2 separate regions of the Homo sapiens genome follow, and region 1 is linked to region 2. A link is an interaction called in ENCODE POLR2A ChIA-PET data of the cell type or tissue named here. Cell type or tissue: A673. All regions are shown on one strand. Each heading gives the region's core, and the rest is flanking DNA. Links, peaks and the distances in the headings are about the cores only.

The links. Peaks named below come from ENCODE experiments on the same cell type or tissue, not always from the same donor. Only the 100,000 strongest peaks of a DNase experiment are listed, where the experiment ranks them.
Region 1: POLR2A ChIA-PET joins it to region 2 with 15 read pairs; 2 of 35 experiments call an interaction of 5 or more read pairs at or near these places.

The regions. Positions count from the first base shown.
Region 1 is chr13:98,390,430-98,395,803 of GRCh38, reverse strand. It overlaps FARP1 (FERM, ARH/RhoGEF and pleckstrin domain protein 1), which reads right to left. Exons shown (of 27, transcript NM_005766.4): 11 at 4,924-4,992; 12 at 2,086-2,161; 13 at 328-577. Among named protein-coding and RNA genes, the nearest start is that of FARP1-AS1, 43 kb to the left of the region's middle. In A673, for the core only: no CTCF peak of the experiment used is centred there; no DNase peak of the experiment used is centred there.
Region 2 is chr13:98,274,968-98,280,341 of GRCh38, reverse strand. The region is part of intron 2 of FARP1 (FERM, ARH/RhoGEF and pleckstrin domain protein 1); the gene reads right to left. Among named protein-coding and RNA genes, the nearest start is that of MIR3170, 69 kb to the right of the region's middle. RefSeq lists an enhancer at 224-273. In A673, for the core only: no CTCF peak of the experiment used is centred there; no DNase peak of the experiment used is centred there; H3K4me3 peaks cover 86 bases; H3K27ac peaks cover 2,304 bases.

The sequences.
Region 1 (5,374 bases), core at 224-5,223, 120 kb before region 2:
GCCTTGGGAGTCGAGGGCTCCCGCTCATATCAAAGGTGATGTCTGCTGAATCGTCATCAAGGAATTCTCCGGAAGGAGGCCGGGAGGACTTCGCAGAGTGCGGGGAAGCCCTACGCCCAGCCTCTCTTCGCCCCTCCTCCCTGGACAGCAGATAGACACCGCTGGTCAGATCACCCTCATAATTGTCATTTGTTTGGGACCGGGACCGGGATCGGGACCGGGATCGGGACGCTTGTTCTCTAAGAAGGTCGTATTCGCTATCTACGTCACTGCAGTCAATGAAAGGAATGGAAGTACTGCTGCCTCTGGCAGCCCGGGATGCTGGACCTGTGCTTGGCTGCGGGGGCTGAGGTTTACTCTGCTGGGTCCTATCCTTAACGACCTCCTCCTCTTCCTCCGTGGGCGCCGAGGCGGCTCCGTCCGCCTGCTTGTTACCCGCGGGGCTTCTCCTCGGCGCAGGGCTCGGGTGCGACCCCGGCTCCCCGGCGGAAACCTTCGGTTCCTTTCCTCGCCGGCAGCTCTGGCCCCCTGGAGATTCGGCACCTTCTCCAAATGTAAGGCTGGTGCTCTGCTGAGACTGGGTGGGGTGGGGAAAAAGGTGCGGAGAGATAGAGAAGAGGGAGACTGTTATTCCAAGGCTGAAAACAGAAAAGGAGAGCCAGGCAAGAACACCCGAGGCCTCTGCGGCGGGAGAACTGCCCCGGAGCTCTCTGGCCTAGCAGCAATCACGGAGGCACATCTGGGCATGATCCAGAAGGTTCCTTCAGGGCGTGGCGGCTGACAGCACTGTTCCCGGCAGCACAAGCCCGGCCCGGTCTCTGCTTTCCAGGACCCGCCGACTCATGCTGGGGTTTGCTTTGCTTTTCTTTTTTGGAGGGGGAGACAGGATCTTACTCTGTCACCTAGGCTGGAGTGCAGTGCTGCAACCACAGCTCACAGCGGCCTCGACCTCTTGGGCTCAAGCAATCCTCCCAAGTAGCTGGGACCACAGTCCTGCGCCACCATGTCCGGCTAATTAAAAAAATTTTTTTTGTAGAGATGGGGTCTCCCTGTGTTGTCCAGGCTGCGCTTGAACTCCTGGGGTCAAGCAATCCTCCCACCTCAGCCTCCCAAGTGGCTAGGACCACAGGCATGTGCCACCACACCCGGCTAATTTTTAAATTTTTTTATAGAGACTGGGGTCTACGTTGCCCAGGCTGGCTTTGAACTCCTGGGGCCAAGTGATCCTCCCGCCTTGGCCTCCCAAAGTGCTGGGATTACAGGCGCCAGCCACCACGTCCTGCTCATGTTGGGCTTGTAAAGCTTCTACGGAACAAGACGGCCCTTCCAGCCCACAGGGGGTCTCCAGGGAAGGATGGGCAGGCACATCAGGGACCCCTGAAGGCAAGTTGACACAGTCATCAGAAAAACGACAAAGGACATGTTTGCTTATACTTCTCAGGGCAGCCTGGACGGGGAAAGGGGTTTTTTTGGATTCACACGATGAAACCTCCTTTATATTCTTCCCCAAGTTTCTTTTTCTCTTTTAGAGAAAGCCCTGAGAACTTACCCAGAGACCAACTCCAGGGAAAACGAGCTTTTGCCACCCTCAGAGCAAGAGTGATAATGTCTCTTACTGCCAATTGTGGTCACTGCCCTGTAATACAAGCTCTGGGAACTCGCCGACCAGTTCTGTGCCAGCAAAGGCTTCTGGCCTTGGCACCAGGCAGGAGTTACACCCATTGGTTACAAAGCGGGTCCCCATCTCTTCCCAAGTGGACCCATTTAGCTGGAGAGTCAGTCTCAGCTCTGCCCACTGCCGCGATGGTTCCGCCGCTGAGCTGAGTTCTCAGTGGCTTAGAGCACCGCATGGGAGATGAGAAGGCAGCTGAAAACACAACACACTCCACGGCCTCTGAGCCCAGGCTGCCGGCACATGGCACAAAGCCTATATCTGGTCAAAGCCAAGGCCCATAATCAGATTCTCATCTGCTAAAAACCCCAAAGGAAAGGACAGAGAACAAGAAAGCCCGCTCTGAAGCCCAGGGCTCCGTGGAGGAAGTGTGGGGAAAAGCAGAGTTATCATAGGACAGCGCCATCACTGACCTGCTCCAGCACTTCCGAATTCAGTTCTGTAGGCTGTGAAGCAAGGCTCCGGATAGAATGAATCTTGCTGTGCTTCCTGGGAAAAATCACACAAGATCATTAAAGTTAGGTGAGGTTTTTGTTTCTTTTTCCTTGGTTTTAAATGAAACAAAAGTCCTTTTGTTGGACGTATTAGTGCCTTCCTCAATAATGATGGTACCCAGAGCCGCCTTTACAAATGCTACTTGGAAACATACGCAGTCATCCTTTGATAGCACTTGCATGGTTCAAGGGTTACTTAAATCTCGGAGAAATTCTCAGAAGCCCTTGTTGTAGTTCTCACGGTGCAGCTCGTGAAGAAACATTTAGCAACTGAGCAGGACCTTTCTAGTTAAGGGGAAAGTCACAGAGGAGGGAGGATGTGGCTGCGCCCTCCCATGCTCTGAATAGCAAGCTATGGTCTGACAATATGAAATCAATTCATGTACTTTAGGTAATTATTTTCTGGATCAGTTCTATAACAGAGGCAATTACCACTCATCCGCTCACTCTATCAAAGCGGTAAGTTCAGAGGAAAAGGCCTGCCCTCAACAGTAGAAGGAACTGACTTTAACAGCATCTTGACACGTCTCTTTCATCTCTTCCCTCTCAGTCTGCCTATTCCCCTTTTCCCCATCAAACAGGCACTGAAATGCTCAGGTCCTGAAATTCATGAGACTGTGTAAATATAGATTCTATTCCCAGGCACATCCAGCTCTTCTTCAAAATACTCCAGGTTAGCACAGAAAAGCTCTAGAGATCCACATTCTGAATCAGAGAGAGAACTGGGCTATTTCTTACATGGTTTTCAAATACTAACCATTGACTGTCCAGGAAAATTATGGGATTCATCTCCAAAAAAAAAACCTCCTGAAAAAAACCTCCTGAACATGACATTTATAGAGACAGGGCATGAGAAAGCACCACAGATTTGTGGTAGAAGGAAGATGCAGGGATGGCCACAGAAGCAGGTTTATTTCAGCAAAATCAAAACAAAATACTGAAATAATCTGGATGGTTCTCAATAGGCAATCAGAGAAATACAGTGTAGTATCTTCATACTACTGTATGGCCCTTAAAACAGATCTCAAAAAAAAGGTAGTATTAAAAAAGCAAGATGCAGAATTATATATGGGAGTACTTATATGAATGAAAAGAACACACTCAGAGCAGTTTTTCTTTTTTCTCTTTTTTTTTTTTGGGACAGGATCTCGCTCTGTGGCCCAGAGATGGAGGGCAGTGGCACAATCTTGGCTCACTGCAGCCTTGACCTCCCAGGCTCAAGCAATCGTCCTACCTCAGCCTCCCAAGTAGCTGGGACCACAGGCATGCACCACCACATCCAGCTAATTTTTTTTTTTTTTTTTTTTTTTTTTTGGGTAGAGATGAGCTTTCGTCATGTTACCCAGGCTGGTCTCAAACTCCTGAGCTCAAGTGATCCACCCACTTCGGCATCCCAAAGTGCTGGGATTACAGGCATGTGCCATTGTGCCCGGCCTCCAGAGCAATTCTACACACTCTTTTGGGATGCAGTAATATGCATACAGAAAGGAGCCTAAATGTGGCAGCTGCCTCTGGGGAGGGGAGAAGGGAAATTACCAGAGCTGGTGGTTCAAGGGGGTTTTACCATGTCTGTAACGAGAGCTGCAAATAAAAGAAGAAAAAACAACCCCAGAAACAAATGTGTCCAACTGTTAATGGCCGTTAATTCTAAGTAGTAGGAATCTGGGTGTTTGCTGACTTCCCTGTACTTTATTGTAATTTTTAAATGTATGAAAATGAAAAAAGTTTTTTAAAAACGCTACATGCAGTAACTAGTTCTTGAGGCCTATCCTCCGCTCCTTTACCCTCCTTGGGTTCTGCTGCTCCTCCTTGGAGCATTGGGCTTGGGAGCTGGCTGGCTGGCCAGAAACTGCTTAGCAGCTATGAGACCTGGACTAGTTATTTAACCTACTGGGGACTCAGTATCTCCATCTTTATAAAGGGAATAAAAGAGCACTGACCTCACAGAGCTGAGGTGAAGACTCAATGAGTTCACTCAGGCCCAGTGCTCGGAACAGCCTGGCACACACTAAGGGCTACAAGTGTTTGATAACACCAACAACAATAATAATAATAAATCCTGTTTCTGGCTGGGCATGGTGACTCTTGCCTGTAATCCCAGCACTTTGGGAGGCCAAGGCGGGAAGATGGCTTGAGCCCAGGAGTTTGAGACCAGCCCTGGCAACATAGGCAGACCCCATCTCTACAAAAATTTAGCTGGGAGTGGTGGTGGGCACCTGTGGTCCCAGCTACTCAGGAGGCTGAGGTGGGAGGATTGATCGAGTCCCAGAGGCTGAGGCTGCAGTGGGCTGTGATCACACCACTGCACTCCAGCCTGGGCAACAGAGCAAGACCCTGTTTTGAGAAAGAAAAAATCCTGTTTCTGCTCATCCAGATTTACTTGATTTAATTAAAATGTTCATAGACATGCTTTCAATACAAATCCCAAAATATTGAAGGACTCACCAGTGAGCTAGTTTTTATCATGCTTCATCCCCCACTGTGATGTCCTAAGCCCTTCTCTCCTTCCCCAGTATGTCCTCTCCCGCCTCCCCTAGTCCTTTCTGTCTGTTCTCATCTCACTCTCGAGGGTGTGCCCCTGGGCTCTAAAACCTTCCTCTCTAACACTGGACTTGCTGAGGATGACTGAGACTATCATTTACAACTCAAGGGACATCAAGTCTGAAGTCTGGGTAAAGAAATATTTAGCAGCAACAAACTGTTACCTGGCGAGTCTGAGCCTTCTCAGACTGGAAGTAGCATTGAAGCTTCTCTTACCTTTCAAACTGCACCTTCTTATGTCCTCCTTCTTTAACATAGTCGAGAACCTGCTTCTGAGTCCGACCACTGAAACAGAGACCACAACAGGGAAGGGGAGAAATACCAAGGCATTCTCATTTAAACACACAAATGATGCTTCAGGGCTTCACTTCCCCTCCTTCCCTAACTGGGAGAGATGCAGGGTTGCTTGGCTAGCCAGGACTAAAAGCAATCCTGACAGACTCTGTATTTTTGGGTCCACTCAGTCTCTTGATATTTTCCTTGAATATACAGAAAAAATGTTCAATTAACTAAGCCCACTTGATAACTGTGTTTGGTTACTAAGCAACCATCCCAAGAGCCTGTGCCTTTAGTGAAGGCAGGGATCACTGGGCTCAGTGCCTGGAACAGTATTTGACACATGGCAGACAATGATTTGTTAAAAATGAATGGAAAAGTTCACCAATAA
Region 2 (5,374 bases), core at 294-5,293:
AGCTCGGGCCATTTCCCGTGGGGGCTCGGGGCTGGGCTGGAAAACCAGCTGATGCTGGGTGTGGAGGGGGAGGGCATGGGGGAATTGATCCCGGAGACCCCGGAAGCACACCCAGGAGGCTGTTTTCTAGGGGAAGCCACTGCTGGTTTTTAAGCAGAAGTGACGCCAGCTGATTTGTGTGTTAAAGAAGGATTTCCTCAAAAGAATAGTCAGCATTGAGGTCATGGAGGGGAGCCACGGGCACTGCAGGCAGAGAGGAAATGGAGGCGACATGCATGGCTGGGAGCAGGGCATGCAGGGGAGGGCACAGGGGCACTGATGTGGCAATGGTTACCTCCCCCTGGGAGGAGCCAGGAGCAAGGGAGAGGCTGAAAACACCTGAGAAAGGTGCTGGGCACATCAGGGTCAGACAGCGGAGAACGTGGGGGAGACCCGGAAGACAGAGGGGGGGCGTCGCCTGGTACCGGGGCCACAAGTCTTCAATCTGAGCTACGTCATACCCCACAAAGCCACATCCTACATCCTTTCTTGGGATCACTGATTCTTGTCCAAGCCTCTACGAGTAACAGTAGCAAGGCACAGGATTTCAGAAGACAACCCACCTACCAGGGTATATGCAATGGTGATGTCCCTGACATCCCCTGGGGCAGCTGTCACTCTGCTGCAGGGGCCCCACCCAAGCTCCTCTCAAGCCGAACAGAACCAGCCTCTGCACGTGCTCTGCCCACTGGGGCGGGCACTAGCCACATGTGGCTAGTAAGTTAATTAAAATTAAATACAATTAAGAATTCAGTTGCTCAGTCAATCCAGAACCACATTTCCAGTGGCTACTGAAACAGCAGAAGCCCAGAACATTTCCATCATCACAGCAGTTCCACCATTCAGCACTGCTGTAAAACTGTAATATGTGTGGAATTTGTTTCAAATGGCATATGCAAGGGGGAGCAAATTTTTAATTGCATTAATAAAAAGAAATTTCACTTCACAATCATTATTATTTCAACATTCTCAGTGAAGAGAATCAATGTGGAAAACAAAAGTAACCACCACTTCAACATTCTCTTGAATCTACAAAATTTTCAAAGTAATGTAATGGAAGAAATAAATGTTAATACTGGCACATTTCATGAGCAATTTTTTCTATTGTACTTAGAAATTTACTATTTATTTAGCATGCTGCCTATCTGGATTAAAAAACATTAAAATGGGCCGGGCACGTTGGCTCACGCCTGTAATCCCAGCACTTTGGGAGGCCGAGGCGGGCAGATAACGAGGTCAGGAGATCAAGACCATCCTGGCCAACACAGTGAAACCCCATTTCTACTAAAAATACAAAAAAAAAAAAAAAATTAGCAGGGCGTGGTGGCAGGTGCCTGTAGTCCCAGCTACTCAGGAGGCTGAGGCAGGAGAATGGCATGAACCCGGGAGGCGGAGGTTGCAGTGAGCCGAGATCGCACCACTGCACTCCAGCCTGGGCAACAGAGGGAGACTCTGTCTCAAAATAAATAAATAAATAAATAACATTAAAATGATAAGAAAAACAATGCAGCCTCGTCACAGCAGGTATCAAAACACCTTCATAAGTGTTCATAATTAATATTAATAAATTTATGACATAGTCCATGAAACCACAAGGTAGAAATGTAGAAGTGAAGAAGTGAAAAATCTACCATTTTCCCAGCTAGCAGGTCTTATGGGTCTTTACACAGGTTTACTGATGAGTAGTGGTTATTATGCCAATCAATATACACTCCGAACCAGAAAACGAAGGATGTTCTCCAGGGAGGACACAGACAACACTCAGACACAGCTCTGGATCTCAACCCTGTTTGCACATTAGGGTCATCTGGTGAGTTACACAACACACTCACTCACACACTTGCAACACTGTCTCACACACATTCTCACACATATACACAATGCTCACACAAGCACACTCACACACATATGCAACGTGCACACAAACACGCACTTAAACACAATATACTCTCGCATTCACACTCACACACATATACACACACTTGCAGTATACTCTCACACACACACACATACATACACACATTCACAAAATATACACATACACACACAACACACACATACAACATGTTCTCACACATACACTCACACACAACACAAAGACACACAGAACATACACACACACACACACACTCACTCACTCATACACACACCCTGGATATTAAAGTCTCACTGTGGACCGGTAGAAGAAAACACAGCTCTTTTGAATAGTCACAGTAATACTTCCCCTTAAGCTCCATTTAAAACAATAGCTTGTTAAATAACAGATCACCAGATTTTGACCATTTAAAACAATAGCTTGTTAAATAACAGATCACCAGATTTTGACCATTTAAAACAATAGCTTGTTAAATAACAGATCACCAGATTTTGACCCTCGCTGCACAATAGAATCACCTGGAAAGCTTTTCAGAAATAACAATGCCTAGGCCCCCGCCCAACCAATTGAATCAGAATTTCTGGGGGGTGGAAGTTGAGCATCCATGTTTTCCAAGAGATTTCTAGATGATTCTAATAGGCAGCTGGCATGAAGAACCAGTGCTCTCAATGAACTGAATACCATGTTTCTTGAGAACCTGAAACAGGCGCCGCATGCATAAAACAAGCCCAGGGAACTGAGACTCACTCGGCTGACTCTAAACAGTGCTCTGCCACTAGCACAGGACTCCACCCTCAAGGTGGCGTCCCCGAAGGTCTCCCAGAAGGCCTCACCCCTTTCCCAGCGCCACCACCCATACCTCCTCAGAGGAAGTCTCAGCACTGAAAAACGGCTTGTTGAATAAGCAGAACCAATTATGTGGACATGGATCATCTCTTTGTAGATGTTAATTAATATATTTCTTTCTAAAGCCAGGCATGGTATAAAACCAGCACTTTGGGAGGCTGAGGCAGGAGGATCACCTAAGGCCAGGAGTTCAAGACCAACCTGGGCAACAAAGCAAGATCCTGTTTCTACAGAAAATATATAAATAAATAAAAATAAAAATTAGCCAGGCAAGGTGGTGTGTGTCTGCAGTCCCAGCTACACGCGAGGCCATGGCCAGAGGACCACTTGAGCCCAGGAGTTCAAAGTTACAGTGAGCTATGACCACACATGCCACTGCACTCCAGCCTGGGTGACAGAGCCACTCCCTGCTTCTAATATATACATATGGGGTGTGTGTGTGTGTGTGTGTGTGTGTGTGTGTGTGTGTGTATTTTTCTAGAGCAGATCCAAGAGCTCAGACATGTTCTGGGATCATATTCTGATTTGATCTAACAAACATTTTGAACAAAACGAATACTTGTGTTTGAAATGTTGACATTTTCATATCAATCACCTTTTGCAATCAAAACAAAATATCAAGCAATCTTTAAGAACAGAATAGCAAATAATCCTGTATATGAACAGCTATTGTGGTCTTCCCCTTTTTACCTTCCTCCCACCCCACCCATGCCCCCTTGCTGGGTCACACACCCAGTGTGGGTGGCAGGGGTGGAGGACTCCTCGCATTGCCTGTGAGAGGTATCATTCTGGTCTTGGGGAAAGCAATGGATATTCTACATCCTATGCAATTATATTATGGTTCATTTATTCTTCCTAGGAACCTAACTTCTATTTAAACCATCGCACTCTGATGGGAAAATTCCATCTTTGGAACTTTTGAATACCAAGAAGATGACTTACTTTGGTTCTTTTGTAAACAAAATCCAAACGTAAAAACAATATAATAATAAAGATGCTTTTAAGCAAGAAAAAAAGTTATCCACATCCCCTCTACCCTAACCCAATTATTTTTACATTTGTTTAGCTCCTCTCTTTTGTCTGTACCAGTACAAAATCATCACATAGCTTTTGTAATCAAGTCTTACCTATAATCTTGTGTTTTGCTTTTTTTCAACTGTTATGCCATAATATTATGAATCAACAACTCCATAAACAGGGCAGAGTAGACCATATTGCCCAAAAGGGAATTCTTGCTCTGTCTCATTGGTTATATATAAATCCTAAACCCCAGGCAAAATTAGCAGGCTCTGGTGCTTCTAAATATCTTTTTCAGAGACTCTACAACACTCAATAATTGAGAAATGGGTCTTGTTCTTAGCATCTTGCTTCCTCATTTCATCAATTACATCAATAGAGGGAAGGCTAGCCTTCAGCTATGCTTAATTCCTCTGGGGACAGGCCATGAGCCCTCAGGGATAGCCAGGCCAGCCATCCTGTGAGCCTCTCAGAATGAACATGCAGAGATGTCAACATGAAACAAGGCAGAATTCCATCTGCCTGTATGCCTCAGAAAAAGGAAGAAGGGATTTCCATGATCACTTAGGACTTTCCATAATGACATCCATCATACCCCCGCCGACCTTTGTCAGTTTCACACACAGATCATAATTTTTCCAGTCTTAATGAAAACACTTCAAAAATGCATTAAGAAATCAATGCATGAAAAGAATATTTTATGATTCTCAACTATGTTTAAATGTTACACAAATCATGCTGCTGCCAGCCCAGAAAGTGACCAGGAGGTCACAAGTCAACCATTAATCAGTAAAGGTTTATTCTCTTCTCATGCCTGAAATTGCTTAGCCACCAATGTCAACCACTCACCAGGAAAGTGGGACATTTTATATACTAACTAATTGTCACAATCGTTCAGCTCAGTCTTTCAGAGATGCAAAAAAAAAAAAAAAAAAGAGAGAAAGAGAAAAGAAGTGGGGGGACCATTTCCTTTCAAACTCTAACAATGTTAGGAATTACTCTATTCTGCCAATCTCCTCCCTAGAAGCTTGTCAGATTTTGCCTTTAGGAAAACACAATTAAACCTATTAAAAATTCATAAAATATTTTAAAATATTTACCAAATCATTACCTAACTTCAACAATCATCAACTCATGGCCAATCCTGTTTCACCTACATATATATATATGAATATATATAAAAATATATAAATATTATCTCTCTCTCTCTCTCTCTCTCTCTCTCTCCTTACCCACATTCACTGCCACCTATTCTATGTGGAAGCAAATCTCTGACATCATGTATTCCATGCATAAATAGCTCAGTGTGTCAAATCTACTTTTGAAAAGGAATCTGAATTCATCTGTTCGTGTTTACGATATTCTGTAACATTAGAGTTTAAGTTAAGGCATTAACTTATTACAGAATCACATACAGAAAACCAAAGTGAAATCACAGCCTCAGACCTCTCACAGATATCATGTTACTTTCAAAAGATATCTGTCAGATAAATGCAGTCCTGTATCACAAGATAATTCACTGACTCACTCAAGGATGGCAAGATGAATACAGTATTGCATGGCTGAAGAACACTTTTTAATACAATCATATTACTT